Regions from separate parts of the Homo sapiens genome. Here region 1 is linked to region 2. A link is an interaction called in ENCODE POLR2A ChIA-PET data of the cell type or tissue named here. Cell type or tissue: MCF 10A. All regions are shown on one strand.

Evidence for each region. ChIA-PET counts read pairs that join two places held together with the same protein. Peaks named below come from ENCODE experiments on the same cell type or tissue, not always from the same donor. Only the 100,000 strongest peaks of a DNase experiment are listed, where the experiment ranks them.
Region 1: POLR2A ChIA-PET joins it to region 2 with 11 read pairs; 5 of 35 experiments call an interaction of 5 or more read pairs at or near these places.

What each region holds. Positions count from the first base shown.
Region 1 is chr12:27,379,895-27,387,894 of GRCh38, reverse strand. It overlaps BMAL2 (basic helix-loop-helix ARNT like 2), which reads right to left. Exons shown (of 17, transcript NM_020183.6): 5 at 7,491-7,648; 6 at 2,335-2,414; 7 at 575-667. Among named protein-coding and RNA genes, the nearest start is that of BMAL2, 51 kb to the right of the region's middle. In MCF 10A, a CTCF peak has its summit at 3,726 (motif pointing right); a DNase peak (open chromatin) is centred at 3,724.
Region 2 is chr12:27,326,531-27,334,530 of GRCh38, reverse strand. It overlaps BMAL2 (basic helix-loop-helix ARNT like 2), which reads right to left and starts at 1,695. Exons shown (of 17, transcript NM_020183.6): 1 at 1,428-1,695. The coding sequence starts at 1,458. It overlaps LOC124902906 (a long non-coding RNA gene), which reads left to right and starts at 1,734. Exons shown (of 2, transcript XR_007063255.1): 1 at 1,734-1,909; 2 at 6,559-6,768. RefSeq lists silencers at 1,202-1,321, 1,342-1,811. In MCF 10A, no CTCF peak of the experiment used is centred here; a DNase peak (open chromatin) is centred at 3,040.

The DNA of each region.
Region 1 (8,000 bases), 53 kb before region 2:
TGCTGCAGTCTATCGGATTTCTAGTGCTAGTTTATTCACTTACTTGGGTTAGTTTCAATGCTATAATTTTTGAGTAGCTAGTTTCCATGAAATGGTGTTCAGTAATAAGGAGGTGAAGTACTAAACTAGTTAAATGAAAGATGTATTTCAGAGAGTGTTGCCAGAGATTAGATCAAAGGCTGTCATGCAATGATTATAACTTAATAATTAACCATAAAGTGTCTCTTGGAGGGAACAGAGAAGGGTGACTAACACTTTTCAGACACTCTTAAATATGACACCTCATTTAGTCTTTACATCTTGAGAGACAGGTATAATCATTTTGACTTTTTACATAGGAAGAAGCTGAGGCTCAGTAAAATTAAGTAACTTGCTGAAGGTCAGGAAGGGAACGCAATCAGTCATAAAGATCCTTACTCTTTCCACACAGCTTTCCATCTCTCTTGGAGTTCTAACTTAGCAGAATCTAATCCCATATCCCAGTGGGGAGAAGGTGTTCAGAAAAAGAGCTTAAAAATATGTGTTTGTTCAAAAAATTAAACATTGTATGGAAAATATCCTCATTTTTGGATACCTGATCATAATTAAGTATTTTGGAGACTGACTTAGAAACGAAGAGAATTTTTCCTCTTTCACATCCAACCACAAATAAGAAGCCTTCTGCAGTCTAGGATTTAAAAAAAAAGTGAATATTTTAAAATATTGTCTGTCTCTTATACACACGCACACACACACACACATTCAGATTCTGAGGAAATTACTGTGGCAATAAAACTAACAGAGTAGTCATGGAGCTAGTAAAATTAATTTTAAGAAATGTTCTTAAGATGCAAACAGATTTATAAAGAGTGTCAAGTTGAAATCCTATTCTAAATTAATGTTTTGGACATGAAAAGTTTGGCTGCAGAATATTTAGTTGAGACATTTCTTAAAAACTAAAATTAGGCCAGGTGCTGTATATGAGCCTAAATACAGCACTAAATGAGCCTATATCCCAGCACTTTGGGAGGCCGAGGCAGGTGGATCTCTTGAGCTCATGAGTTTGAGACCAGCCTGGGCAACACTGGCGAAACCCTGTCTTGACAAAAAATACAAAAATTGGCCGGGCATGGTGGTGCACGCCTCTAGTCCCAGCTACTGAGGAGGCTGAGACGGGAGGATGGCTTGAGCCCGGGAGGTGGAGGGTGCAGTGAGCCGAGATCGCACCACTGCATTCCAGCCTAGGCAACAGAGCCAGACCTTGTCTCAAAAAATAACAATAAAATAAAATTACCTTTACCAAATTCTACTACACTGCATGCAGAACAACAATTGCCTGTGGATGTGTTGAGGTAGAAGGACAGGGCAGAATGAGGACAGGGAAGCAATGAAGACATTATACTGTACACCTTGTTATAGTTTTTGAATAATAAAAAGGCATCACTCATTCTAAACTAATGTGTCAGCTACTCTCATAAGGTCTACCCAGCAAATCCCATGAAGCAGCCTGCATGGAAGCGGGTACATATGGCACATAGGAAGAGTCTGGCACTCTTGCTGGGCATGCTCTGCAGGGCAGAAGCAGGGTTCCATGAAGGTACGACTGACGAGCATGTACAGATTGGTGAGAAAGCTTCGAAAGCAAATCGTACATTTTGCCACCTTCAAAAATCCTTTTTATCCACACAATATCCTTTCTATCCCTGCCAGAAATGCTATATTTAAATTCAGCTGTTCAAATAAAAGAGTGGCTTTTTTTAATTAAAGGAAAAATGGACAAAAATGTGTATGAAGAATCCTTCTATTTAATTTGACTATGGCTTAAAACCTAGTAGTCACACAGCACATGACCAAGACATTTATCACCTCCGAGGGCATGAGAAGCAAATCACATGATCACAGTTTCCCCTCTAGACCGGTGAATCTGAAAAGCCATGCACAGGAATGATGAGGACGGAAATGTCAAAGCACTAACAACTCTAAGTAAGCAGTGACTGGCCTCCGAGAAGAACAGGATCCTGAGGGAACAGGATGCCAGGCAGACGGCTTTGAAGGAGGTGGTGATCATGGGGGAGTAGATCCTATGTGTGAGAGATGGGTAGTATAAAATGCTTAGCACTGAATACAAGCTTTGCTCCATAGTGTGGAAAGTGCCTATCCTCTGTCTCTACTTTCATTAACACAAACTAGTAATGCATGGCTACTTCTCTATTTTAAACTTCTATATTAAAGGAAATACGGTGTAATATGGAGTCCCATATGTTTAGAACAGGAAGCAAATGGAAGAAAATCTGCCTCCTATTCAAACAGCAATGAAAGCACATACACAACTTAGACAAATATATCTTTAGTTACCTTAAGGATTAAATGTCTGAGCTCATTATCCTGAAGAAATGATGGTCTATAATTACTTCCCACATAAGAATTTGTCAAGCCTAAAAAGAAAGGCATCAAGAGTTATTGGAAATATAGTAGAGAGGGCAAAATGCTTAATGAACATTAGCAATGCTGCTGCTGCTGGTATTTGCTCTTTGGCACATTCTAAGACATTTTCTGTAATCATTTTTTTTTTCATTTTCATTTAATTTAATTATTTATTTTTGAGACAGAGTCTTACTCTGTTGCCCAGGCTGGAGTGCGGTCGCGCAATCTCAGCTCACTGCAACCTCCACCTCCTGAGTTCAAGTGATTCTCGTGCCTCAGCCTCCTGAATAGCTGGGATTATAGGCGCATGCCACCACGCCCAGCTAATTTTTATATTTTTATTAGAGACAAGTTTTCACTATGTTGGCCAGGCTGGTCTTGAACTCCTGGCCTCAAGCAATCCACTCACCTCAGCCTCCCAAAGTGCTGGGATTACAGGAGTGAGCCACTACGCCCAGCTAATCATTTTCTTTCTTCATTATCACTTGATTAAAATTTCTTTCTTTTAGATTGTGAATTCTTGGAACTACTTATTCCTTTATATTCAAATATGCACATTAAGAGCTATATATAAAAACATTATAATAAAATGTACATGAAATAAAATTCAAGGATTGATATGCAGTAGTCCCCCGTTAGCTGTGGTTTCAGTTACCTGTGGTCCACCATGGCCTGCAAACAGGTGAGCACAATACAATAAGATATTTTGAGAGAGCCAAAGACAGAACATATAACATTTTTACAGTATATTGCTATAATTATCCTAGTTTATTATTGATGTTAATCTCTTAATATGCCTGATTTATAAGTTAAACTTTATCATAGGTATATGTGCATAGGAAAAAAGTACTATGCCTAGGGTTCAGCACTACCCACGGTTTCAGGCATCCACCAGGGTCTTGGAATGTATGCCCCTATGGATAAGGGGGGACCACTACAGTTATTTAGATAATGTCTTAGCTAATTAAAATTTATCATATGAGTTACCTTGAATGGGGGTATTCTGGAATTCTAAACAAATGTTACGGATTCATGAGATTTTCCAGTAAGAAAATCCTTTAATGGCAATATAGAGACCTCTATTCTGATAATACACAGATTATTTTAAAAATGTATAAAATATAAATGAAATAATTAATTTTCAGCCCTTAGCACTGAGTTATATTAAAATGAAAGTCTCTAAAGCAGCTGAAGAGCTTGCAAAATGATGAGGAATTATCAGGCCAAAACCAAGGGAAATGTTTGACCTGGGAGGAGTAAGGGAATCCACCAACCCAGATTCGCAAAGCCCTTCATGGCCACAAGGGGGCGTATGACACAGACGACAAAGCCAAGCAAGCCATCCCCAGGGCAAGGATGATTCAGAAGTAAGTCAATTTTCCCTTCCTTATATTCCCCAACCTTCTTGACTCCTATCCCTTCTTCCTGGGTACTGTAAGAGAAGTTGCTTTTGCAGGGGAAAGGTGGGGTAACATCCTTAGACATTTTAACCACACATTGGCCCTCGGACGGATCTGTGGCCCAAACTCACCAATGAACTAAGTGGTGGTGGTGGTGGCAAAGTAAGTGGGCAGGGCAGAAAGACAAAATGCCTCATGCTATGATTCAGTACAGTTTTCTCAGACTCGTAGCACTCTTAAGAGCCTGGCATAGGGAAAAGAAAATCTCTTCTGTTGGAATCTATCTTCATCCTAGGGCTCAGGGAATTCTCCCAATGACTTCTTGCTAATATTACTACACAGCAGCTTGGGAGGGAGCTGAGGAAGGAATGAAGAACGCAGACTCTGAGTGCTAGGTCAGGGAACAGCAGTAAACTGATTTTGAGCAAGATAATGACATTTCAGGTCTGGCCTGCAGCAAGGTTGGCAGAGCATACCAGGCAGAAGTGGGCTGGGAAACCCCGTCGGTGTACATCAGCCATCACAGGCGAGCCCTGACTCGGTGAGTGAGTGGGGATGTGCTCGAGAGAAAATGAGGGCAGTGAGAGCAGCACTGAGGCATGGTAGAGGCTGGCCAGTAAATGCATGCCATGGTGTTCTGCACACTTGTCCACACATTGGCTCTCAGAGTTCCCATGGCAAAAACCAACGAGGCAACATGATCACTTACTTTTTTCACAATGTTCATTGGGTTAAAAAAAAATCAAAATGACAGTAACAATTCCTCTTCCTCTTCTGACCCCATCCCCACCATTTGAACACTGTGCTGTACTCTACATGCATTACTCTTTACTCTTAACAATAGTCCCAGGAGGCAAATGCATCCCTATCTCACAGATGTGAAAACTGAGGATTAGAATGTCAAATAACTTGAGTAAGTCACATAGCTATAAAGGGAGGAAGCCAGGATTTGAACCACAAGGTCTGCCTTCAGGACGCATGCGTGTGAACCACTGTGCTTCACTGCCCCGCCTGGTAATCAGATTGCAGACACAGGACCTCATGCTGCAGAGCAGGGCTACTCTAAATGTGGTCTGCAGACCAATGTCATCAGCAAACTGTGGTGAGATCAAGTGCAGAATTTAAGAAGTATTTAGAGGCTTTTATAAAAACATAACATTGCTGTGACAGCCAAACCCATGATCATTTTTCCATAATTAACTGTATTTTACAATGAACTAGTGGTGGATGGGGGGAACACCTGTTCTTCATCCAGATCGTTTAAAAAGCACTGCTGTAGAGTATAGTGAAAAAAATCACATCACCATCCTTCTGCCTTTAACCTAATTATGCTATGGACCAAAATAACATGATCCACAGGCAGCCCTCTGTTGATCTGGCTTCTAAGTTTTTGCCGAGCAAGTGTGGGGATGCTGTGACAATACCCTGGAATGCAGATCCAGTTGCCTTAAATCATCTTGCTTGTGAGCAGCACTGACCGAAGGATCTGGTCAGACTGCGGGGATGAGTACTTAACCATGTCACTTCTGTTCAGCAGAGCTGAGGCAAAATCTACGCCCTGTTCCAAGGAATCTCCTCTGGACTCACCTCCTCCCTGCTGAGCTTTCACAGCCTCCCCTCTCACTCGAACCACTGCTGTAACATTCATCGCACCAGACTCTGACGATCTCTTCCTAAGTCAGTCTTCCTAGTCAGACCACAAACCCTTAAAGGGCAGAGATCTTGCCTCATTAATTTTTATATTCTCAGCACAGAACAGGAATGCGGTTGATGCTCAGATCATGTTTTGTTGAACTAGTCGACTGATTCATGGCTTTTCCCTTAGGTCTTCCTCCCTTAGGACACTGCTAATGTGAAAATACTCAGCTAATTTCAGGGTTGCAATCAAATGACCTCAGTTGAGCCTGTAAATTTTCATTGCTGAAGGATTTAAGGAAAATATTGCAAGCCTCAGCTGTGGGTAAAAGAGAAGCTTATTTCACAACAGACTGTTATGAAAATAAGATCTCCCATCATGCTCCCAACAGGAAGCACCAGGAGTCTAGGTGAGTGCTGCTCTCCTCTTAGCCACCTTAACTTGACTTGACCATACCTTGCATGGTGCCCAGATAATTTCCATTACCCTGAAATATATTTTCCTTTTCCTGGCAGTGTTTGAGATCTAAACTAAGACCCTTGGTCATCCTTTGCTCACTCCCTTTTTATGATTTTTGAGCCAAATTTCACTATAATCTTCTAGATCTTTACAAATCTGAACTTGCAGAGTCTCCTCTGGAGTCTTCAGCTTGCTGCTTGGCCAGGTCTTATCTTTTCAGTGCAAATTTACATCATCGGCATTGGTAAATCGAAAACTCTATTCCACTTCACCCAAGTTGGACTGGGGCTATTCCCAAAACAGGGGTGATTTCTACCGCACATGTTGACATGGTTTGGCTCTGTGTCCCCGCCCAAATCTCATGTCGAATAATAATCCCCAGTGCTGGAGGTGGGGCCTGGTGGGAGGTGACTGGATCATGCTTGTGGATTTTCCCCTTGATACTGTGTCACAATAGTGAGTTCTCATGAGATCTGGTTGTTGAAAGTGTGTGGCACCTCCCCTACCCTCTCTTGGTCCTGCTCCTGCCATGTAAGATGCCGGCTCCCACTTTGCCTTCTGCCATGAGTGAAAGCTCCCTGAGGCCTCCCCAGAAGCAGAAGCCACCATGCTTCCTGCACAGCCTGTGGAACCGGGAGCCAATTAAACTTCTTTTCATTATAAATTACCCAGTCTCAGGTATTCCTTCATAGCAATGCAAGAATGGACTAATACACAGGTACACATATACATTTATTACACTTTGATTTAAAATTCAAGCTCAAGTTGGGGAATTGCTAAAGCCAGAAATGATCACCCACACACCAAGAGGCAGTGGCAAGGACCTCCTTCCCCCAGTGTCTCACATATTTGAGGATACTCTGAATGGCAACATGTGATGCATTATAAGGTACTACTCGTAAATCTGAATGAAGCTTTAAGAGAAACTGCAGAGTTTAAGGAAGTTTTCTTTTTGAAGGATAGAAATCTCTCAATAACTTAATAATTAATACTATACTTCAGAACTTTTTTTTTTTTCTGAGACAGGCTGTCACCCAGGCTGGAGTGCAGTGGCATGATTACTGCTCACTGCAACCTCCACCTCCCAGGCTCAAGCGATCCTCCCACCTCAGCCTCCCAGGTAGCTGGGACTACAAGCACGCAAGACCACACTTGGCTAATTTTTGCATTTTTTTGCCCAGGCTTGTTTCGAAATCTGGACTCAAGCCATCCGCCCACCTCAGCCTCCCAAAGTACGGGGATTACAAGCATGAGCCACCACGCCCAGCTCAACTTCAGAACTTCTAAAGAATTGAGAGGTATGAAAGGCAGGTGATATTCTCTTCATAATATATGTGAAGAAGAAATGTAAATACCTTTCAAGGTTGTATAGTGAGCTTGAGAAAAAGCTTTTATCAGAACCAAGTTTTCTGACATCCAATTCAGTATTCTCTCCACATACAGACTATAGACAAATGCCAGTGAATACCTCTAAAGCTGAAAGACACATCTGGATAGAACCTCAACAGCTGACAGCAAAGCGAACCAATCAGAGACCTCAGTGACAGAGCAGATTTCACTTATCGAAGTGTGGAAGCCATCGTCAAACTCACCTTTTAAAGATCTCAAGTGTTGAACAGCCATTCTTAAAACTGTAAGTTTGTCCAGTTTACGCGCCATGGGGTTGCACTGAGGGATCATTGCAGACAGTTCTTCAATCAGGTTATTCATTTTATCTCTCCTCCGCTTTTCAGTTTGGCTATGAGCTTCTCTAAGAGGGAAAAGGAACTTCCTTTATATTTAACATTCAGCAGACCCCCAGTCACCCCCGTGTTGCTCACTGGAGCAGATGCTGAGCCCAGCAGGCACACACTGTTCTTCCTCCCCACTTGGGCCCTGCAGTTGTCAGTGAGGGAAGAGGAAAGCGCTGCTGAGACCAGGAACAGCATTCATAAAACTCGCTGCCCTTGGTCAGTCCCTCCCTACCTCATTTTCTGAAATATTTAAAAACAAAGACATCTGTCTGAGAGCCCAGGTGGTTTTTCCACCTGTTTCCAATATTAGAGAAGAGATGGGTGCCCTTCTGTTCAAAGCTAACTATTCTCTGGTATTTGCATAAATAG
Region 2 (8,000 bases):
CAACACTTTCTTAATGGACCAGACAGCACTCACCAATTTCACAAAGCAAATTGAAGTTGTAAATTAATAACTACATTAAGTTAATGTTTTATGAAGCACTTACTATTTCCTAAGTATTGGGCTAAGCATTTTATTTGCATTCATATCTCATATCTCATTTACTCCTAACAATCCTATAAGGCAGACTGCATAGTTATCTCCATTTTACAGATGGGGGAACTTAGACTAAGAGATTTCAAATAACCTGGGTGACACAGACAGTAAAGGGCAGAGCTCAGTCACAAGACGGAGCAGAAAGGGTGTCAGAGCTTATAAACACCACACGTGCCATCTTCTATTTTCAACAAAGGGTTTACCTAAGACTACGAATATTCAAATGATCGAATTTCTGAAATCGCCCCATGATGTAAATTCCCACAATTATATTAGAATTTCGAAAGCCACCTCCTCTCATTGCCTTATTTCAGAGAAGAATCTAAAACTCTATCATCTTATTCCAAAAGGAAAGGGGAGAATTAACTGCTTCCCTGAACTTCTCTGCCAGTCTTCCTTCAGTTATTTCTGTTTTCCTGCCTCTCATTTGTCTTAAACAACAGCTATTTTGTATTCATTCCGTAATTGTGAGCAGTGGTCCCAAAGGCCCCGTTGTAAGGAACTACAGAATACTGCCAGTGAATACTAGCGAGAAGGAAAAAGCACCGCAAACTTCCAACTCCATTCACAAAAATACCACAGAAATACATAATCGAACAAGCTAACTCCACTGACGGCTTTCCTGAAGCTTCAGCGGTGAAAGACACGAGCCGCCTGTCGCTTATGGAGGGCTGTCGCGGAGCGGGCTGCGATCCCGGAGTGTGGCCCCGCGTCCACGCGCACCTGCCCACCTGCGCGCTCCACCGCGGGGCAGCGGTTCAAGCCGGGAAGCCGCGAGTATTATCAGCTCAGAGGGGAGGGGTTCACAGGAACCGGGCTAGGTCCGAGGCTGCTGACAACTGGTTTACACAAAAGAAAGAAGAAATATAGGAAGTCCCCGCAGCAGTGCATGCCATGCCGACGCCGACGCGGGCGCCCAGCAGTGGGTGGAGGCGGATGCTCCCAGCGCCGGGTGCAAGGTCCCCCGCTGGCTCCCTTTCGCCAATGCGCCCGGCCCGGGACCAAGACACCGCGTCCTGAGCGCCGGCGGCGACCCCAGCTCCCCTCCCCGCGTCCCGCTCCCCGGGAGGACGCGCCGGGCGCCGCGCCGCACCTGTGCCCCACGGGGCGGCCTTGTCCCACCGCCCCTCGGAGGCGATGCTCCGGCCCGAGAGGACAGGCGCGGGCGCTTCCCTCGGGGCAGCGGGGGCAGACCTGGCGTCGCGGGGACGCCCCCAGCGCGTCAGACGCCGCGCGCCCACCTGGGGCCGTCGCCTCGCCACCGGCAACCTCACCTCCCGCCGCAGCCTCCTCTTCCGCCGCCATCGCAGGAGCCACTTGGTCGGCTCCGCAGCCCCGCGGCTGGCAGCATGGAGGAGCCCCGGGCCCGCCCTGCCCCGGCCCAGGCGGCGGCTCTGGAGCAGGGAAGCGGGGACTGGCGGGCCCTGCCGGGTGCCGCGGCGGCCGCCACCGCAGCCCGTAGGCGCGCACGGGACGCCGCCCCGCAGCCCGGCCGGCAGCAGCTACTGAGCATGCGGACTGGAGCCAGCCGCCCGCCGCTCTGGGCGCCGCGGGGCTTCCCGGCGGGAAAGAGACCCGGGCCAAGGGCGGAGTCGCTGCGGACACCGCCCCGCCGAGCCCTCCCGCGAGCAGCAAAGCACTAAAAGGCCAGTTGAGTCCTTCTAGCAACCACCCTATTGAAAACAGGCTTCCATGCTCATAGTAAGCTTTGTCCCAGCATTCCGAAGATTGCAGTTGTTAGACCCTCGGGGCAAAGGTAAAGGATGAATGAAGATAATTGCACGGTGGGTTAGCGGAGGGCACGGGGCTAGGGTTGGGGAGGAGGGTGCTGGACGAGAGACCCTGCTCTTTTCTGCTTAAGGAAGGGCTTAGCTGCAGAGACGAGAGTGTAGATGACAGAGAGAGGGTCCCGAGGAAGCCGTTTTGCCTCCTGGAACGGTTGGGTAAATCCAGAAACAAGATCTTTTGGGCATCACTTGACAGCCCTACATCCTATGGCCACGTGTCTAGAATACACTGGTTTGCTGCCCTCCCACTGGTCCCTAGACCCATTCCTTGGTAATCTAGTAGAAGTAAGTAAAGGAAAGTCACAGTAGAGAAGACACCAAATCAAACTTTGCAACCAGCCTAAAGGTAATAACTTTCCTACAAGGACTCAATTCCAACGTCTTAACCAGCACCTTATGTGTCCTCAGGGCAGTACTTAGGGCCATTGTGAGAGGCTGGGCAGAGGGTTTGGAAGTGTGTTCCCAAGCAGAAGTGGGCATGACAGGAGAAAACTGTTGCAGGCTTAAGCAGGGGCTAGGACTTTAGAGGTAAGGGAGACGTGCTGAAAACTGTGCTGTCCTCAACACACACCAAGACACATCCCTAATCAAAACCAGTCTTGAAACGTCTCATTCCTAGCTTTGACTTGGAACTCCACCCCAAATTCTACCAACACCAACTTCTCCTGGCAGCTAGAAACAGTAATTCCATACAGGGTTTCCCGAATGTGATCAAACCTTGGCTTTCCAGACAAGTGTACACTATTTTGAGGTGGTTTACCAAGGGGTAACAGGTAGAATTAATTAGACCTGGGCTTTAAGATCTGGGTTAAAATGTAAATACTATTCTATACATGGCCTTGCTTACAATGCATTTTCCCCCTTATCGGCTCAGTGAGCCTCACAACCTCTTTCTTAATTCCTGTCTTAGTAGAGAAACAGAAGTTCAGAGATGTCGAGTATTTTGGCCAGGATCACTCAGCTAGTAGATAGTAGAAGCAAGACCATAAAAGTTAGGTCTCCTTCTTAGGAGTTCCTATTGTGGTGTCCAGTAAGCTTGCCTGTGAATCATTGCAGTCCCCGTTTCTTAGAAACGATGATTCACTTCCACCAAAGCCTGAAAGCAAGAGAAGGGGAATCCAGAATCTAAAATACGAAAGCAGGAAGGGTAATAATGCACAAACAAAGCCGACCTACAGCATTCCATGGGGCACAACCCTTTCATTGCTTAATAGGTATTCCCCTTACTGCTCAGGTTTAAAGCCTGCTTGCTCTCTTTTTTTCTTTATGCTCTGGAGCTTTACTTTCTAAGACATGATTTTTTTGTTTTTTAAAGAGTAGCTATATAACCCATAGGATAAGGCAGAGAGACATATAATGTCTTGCCAGATGGATAGGAAGGTAATCTCTCATTTCCAGTGAGTGGTTTTCTCATATTTTCAACTTGGAAAAAAAAATGTGAGAAAGGTGATTGGATGATTTGTATAATAGAATGCTAGAGAATTTGTGTAATAGAATGCACACAGTTCCTTCTGGTCAGCATGGTTCCCCTGCCAAAAGCCCTGGAGCTGCCTTGCTCTCCAGGAATCATTGCTTGCCTTTCACTTAATTTGTTCATTAATTTTCTTTCATTGCTAAGTACTCAGGCAAGAACAAATATTTTAAAGGTGGAACAAATACTCCTTTGTCCATCTGGAATTAGGAACCACGGCCTCACAAGCTGTAAACTCCTGTCCTTTTAGCATTCTGCTGGGATTGTAACAATATAACTTAGATTAGAGAGGAGTCCCTAAAGCCACTTAGATATTGTATTTGGTCCAAGAACAACAACAACAACAACAACAACAACAAAAAACAACAAGATAGAACCCAAACCCAAAACAACAAAAAACCACACCTGCTTCAGAGTGTAATTAAATTGAAGATACTATTTCCAATGATGCATAACAATAAATAACACAGAAGCCAGGAAGGGGAGAGAAGAGGGGGTGGAAAACAACAAGGGGAAAAGAAGGCTGAACATATATTTATTACCATTGGGAACTGTACACTTAAAATGGTAAAGATGGTAAATAAAAAAAAAACATTACATAGGCCGGGCATGGTGGCTCACGCCTGTAATCTCAGCACTTTGGGAGGCCACGGCAGGCGGATCACGAGGTCAGGATGTGCAGACCGTCCTAGCTCACACGGTGAAACCCCGTCTCTACTAAATATACAAAAAATTAGCTGGGTGTGGTGGCGGGCACCTGTAATCCCAGCTACTCGGGAGGCTGAGGCAGGAGAATTGCTTGAACCCAGGAGGGGGAGGTTGCAATGAGCTGAGATCACGCCACTGCACTCCAGCCTGGGTGACAGAGCAAGACTCCATCTCAAATAAATAAATAAATAAATAGCAACTACCCATTATTGATTTCCTAAGTGACTGGGGAAAATAAATTATTAATGTTTAAAACTACCTTTTCTTCCTACCCTGCCCCCAGCATCCTGTGGAGGGTGAATCCTGGGGAAGATGCTTGGATTTGCTGGGCAGATTGATGAGTGCAGTTTGGAGAAACAAGTAGGCCAACACTCTCCCATATGTTTAGAGAGAGAAGAGGATCTATGGTGGGCTTCTGGTATAGGAAAGATGAGCTTGAGCATGGTCTAAGGGAAGGAAAAGCAGAGAGGTAATTGGAGGACAGAGCATTCCTGAGACAGAGAGGGTGGTAAAGGAGGTGGTGCAGCTGCCTTAAGGAGAGGAAATTTGCTATCTTTTTTTAATTTTAATTTTTTTTTTACATAGAGTCTCGCTCTATCGCCCAGGCTGGAGTGTAGTGTGATTTCGGCTCACTGCAACTCTGCCTCCCTGGGTTCAAGCGATTCTCATGCCTCAGCCTCCTGAGTAGCTATGATTACTGGCATGTGCCACCACACACAGCTAAATTTTTTGTATTTTCAGTAGAGACGGGGTTTCACCATGTTGGTCAGGCTGGTCTCGAACTCATGACCTCATGTGATCTGCCTGCCTTAGCCTCCCAAAGTGCTGGGATTACAGGCGTGAGCCACTGCACCTAGCCAGGAAATTTGAGATATCTTAAAGCGGTATTTAGGGAACTTCATTGTGTAATGCAAACCCTCTTACATTATTTCCCTGGAAAATAACAACTTCAGCAAAAGCTGCATTCATTTTCTCAATGCTTTTGGAGTCGTATTTATGTTTTTATTAAAAGTGAAAACATTTTGAGATTGGCCTTAGGTGGAAAGCAGGGCCACCCACAAAAATAGTCATTTAATTAACTTGTTCACATGTATTTATTGAGCACCTGCTGTGTGCCAGGCACTGTTGTAAGCACTGACTTCTGTATTTTACCTACTGTGCATCAGTTACTTTATATATATATATTCTCACAAAAACCAATGAGCAGGTATTAGTTTCTTTTTCTGTTAGCTCAGTGGTTCCCAAAATTCAATGTACATGAGAATGTGCACAATTTTAGACCCACCCCCAGAGACTGATTTAGTAGGTTTGGGGTGAATCACACTAAGTCCTTATTTCAAATGTGCTTCCTAGCTGATTTTGAAAGTTGCTCTGAGTACTCTCATCTAGGAAATACTGCTTTAACTTATCAAAAATCAATTTTCTTAAGCTGGGTTGTTGCAGTATGGTATGTACACCGGGGAAGCAGCGGGGAGAGAAGCAGTATTTCTTAGGGACAGGAATAGCAATATACTAAAATTCTGAGCAAACTGCAAGGAAGGACAAAACTTAGGACAAGAATGAGGGAATAGTTGTGCACACATCTACTTTTATGTGGAGTTGCTTACACTTTTTCCCTTAGGGATTATGCGTTTGTATGTGTGTATAAGCATCAATAACTCAACTGATGTTTACTTTTACAGTTTTTAAACACTCTTAAAGCAGTTATGGTATCCCAAGTCTTCCTCAGTCCTCTCGGTATTATATACAATCATACAAGAGGGTTCTCCAAGTTCTGTTCCTGATTTTTTTACCCAAGAAGACAAAAAGGCTGGATGCGGTGGCTCATGCCTGCAATCCCAGCACTTTGGGAGGCCAAGCGAGCACATCACTGAGGTCAGGAGTTTGAGACCAGCCTGGCCAACATGGTGAAGCCCCGTCTCTACTAAAGATACAAAAATTAGCCAGGCACGGTGGCAGGAACCTAATCACAGCTAGTCGGGAGGCCAAGGCAGAATTGCTTAAACCTGGGAGGTGGAGGTAGCAGTGAGCCAAGACCACGCCATTGCACTCCAGCCTGGGCGACAGAGTGAGACTCCGTCTCAAAAAAAAAAAAAAAAGATATTAGGCTGAGTATTGACAGTTTACTTTTCCTACCATGAGTTTCTCCCTTTTGAAGAGACTTACAAGTCTTCCTGTGTTTAGGAGTTTGATCATGAATGTTAAGAGGTAAAGTAATTCAGATAACTTGATGGTAGTTTAGCAATCTCACCTGAGAAATGTTTAATTTTCATTAGTCAGAGATCATCTTCCCAATTTTGACAAAGCAATTGAGCTAATAGTAATTAGACCACCCCACCCTTGGCTGGATCTTGGGAGGAAATAAGTTGATCAGGGTCCCCATTTCTGATATGAGCTCTAGAGGAGATGGACCAATAGATTATCTACTCTGATGAATAGGATCTGGGAGGAATGGAAAAAGCACTAAAAAGACCAAGGCCTGTTTGTATGATGTCCATCTTCCTGTATGATGTCCAGAGACCCAATCCTGTTCTGTGAAAAATGTTAATGGACCAACCTTCAGTTCCGATGTAGGCAGCAGATCCAACACCACAATCTAGGTGCCGTGGCTTCAGGTAAGAATCATTGCAATAAACCTGTGTGGCATCATCTTGATTACCTTGTAGTTTGTCGAAAGCACCCTAATTTGGTTCTGGTATCATGTGGCCATGTTCTTTAGGTTAGTCTCATCCCAGTAGAAGGGACGTGATGCTTGATTAGTTTTAAATCAATTGCCCATCAGGTACTGGTTTAGGACTACATGGATGGCACAGTCATGGACAATAAGATGTGAGGGTTACTTTGCTTAGAATGCTTCTGGAAAAGATTTTCTTTGCTCTTAAAAAGTGGAGATGCAAGGCCGGGCATGGTGGCTCATGCCTATAATCCCAGCATTTTGGGAGGCCGAGGTGGGCAGATCACCTGGAGTCAGGAGTTTGAGACCAGCCTGGCCAACATGGTGAAACCCTGTCTCTACTAAAAAAAAAAAAATTAAAAAAAAAAAAACAAAACTAAAATTAGCTGGGCGTGATGGCGCACACCTGTAGTCCCAGCTACTTGGGAGGCTGAGGCAGGAGAATCGCTTGAACCCAGGAGGCGAAGGTTGCAGTGAGCCGAGATCGCGCCATTGCACTCCGGCCTGGGCCGCAGAGTGAGACTCTGTTGTTTTTTCTTTTAAAGAAAAAAAAAAAAAGTGGAAATGCAGAAGTATTTCTCTTTTTAAGGCCTTACCTGTTGTGTGAGGATTTGATGCTTAGAGTCTCTGTAGTCATCTAGCTTCTCTGAGAAAACAAGACCAAGGACAAAGCCAACACCCTTGTCATGACAAAGTAGAGAAATGGAAAACAGGGTCTTGCTATGGTTGCCCAGGCTGGCTTCAAGGGATCCTCCTGCCTCAGCCTCCTGAGTAGCTGGGACTACAGGTGCATGCTCTTGGATTCCTTGATGTTTGTGAGATGCTAAAATGACTACTCTGGAAGCTATCTTGTGTCTTATTGTTACATAAGATACTCGCTTTCCTTATCATTGAAGCCATTTTTACTTGTGTTTTCTGTCACTTGTGGTCAAAAGTATGCAAAGTAATAACTCTGGCCCTATCACTCCATGTATACTCCTGAGATCCTAGAAGCATATGAGTTGTCAATGAAGTTAATTTGTCAATGGAGTTCACTCTATGATTTGGAGGAGTAGGGAACACTGGACTTGGGTTCAAGGGCAACTTATTACTTGTGTTTTAGGCAAGTCACAATCACTCAGCCTCATGGTCATCTATAAAATGATGGTAATTATGTAATTACAGAGTAGTTGTAAAAAACAAGTGAAGGCATTTTGTGTACAAATAT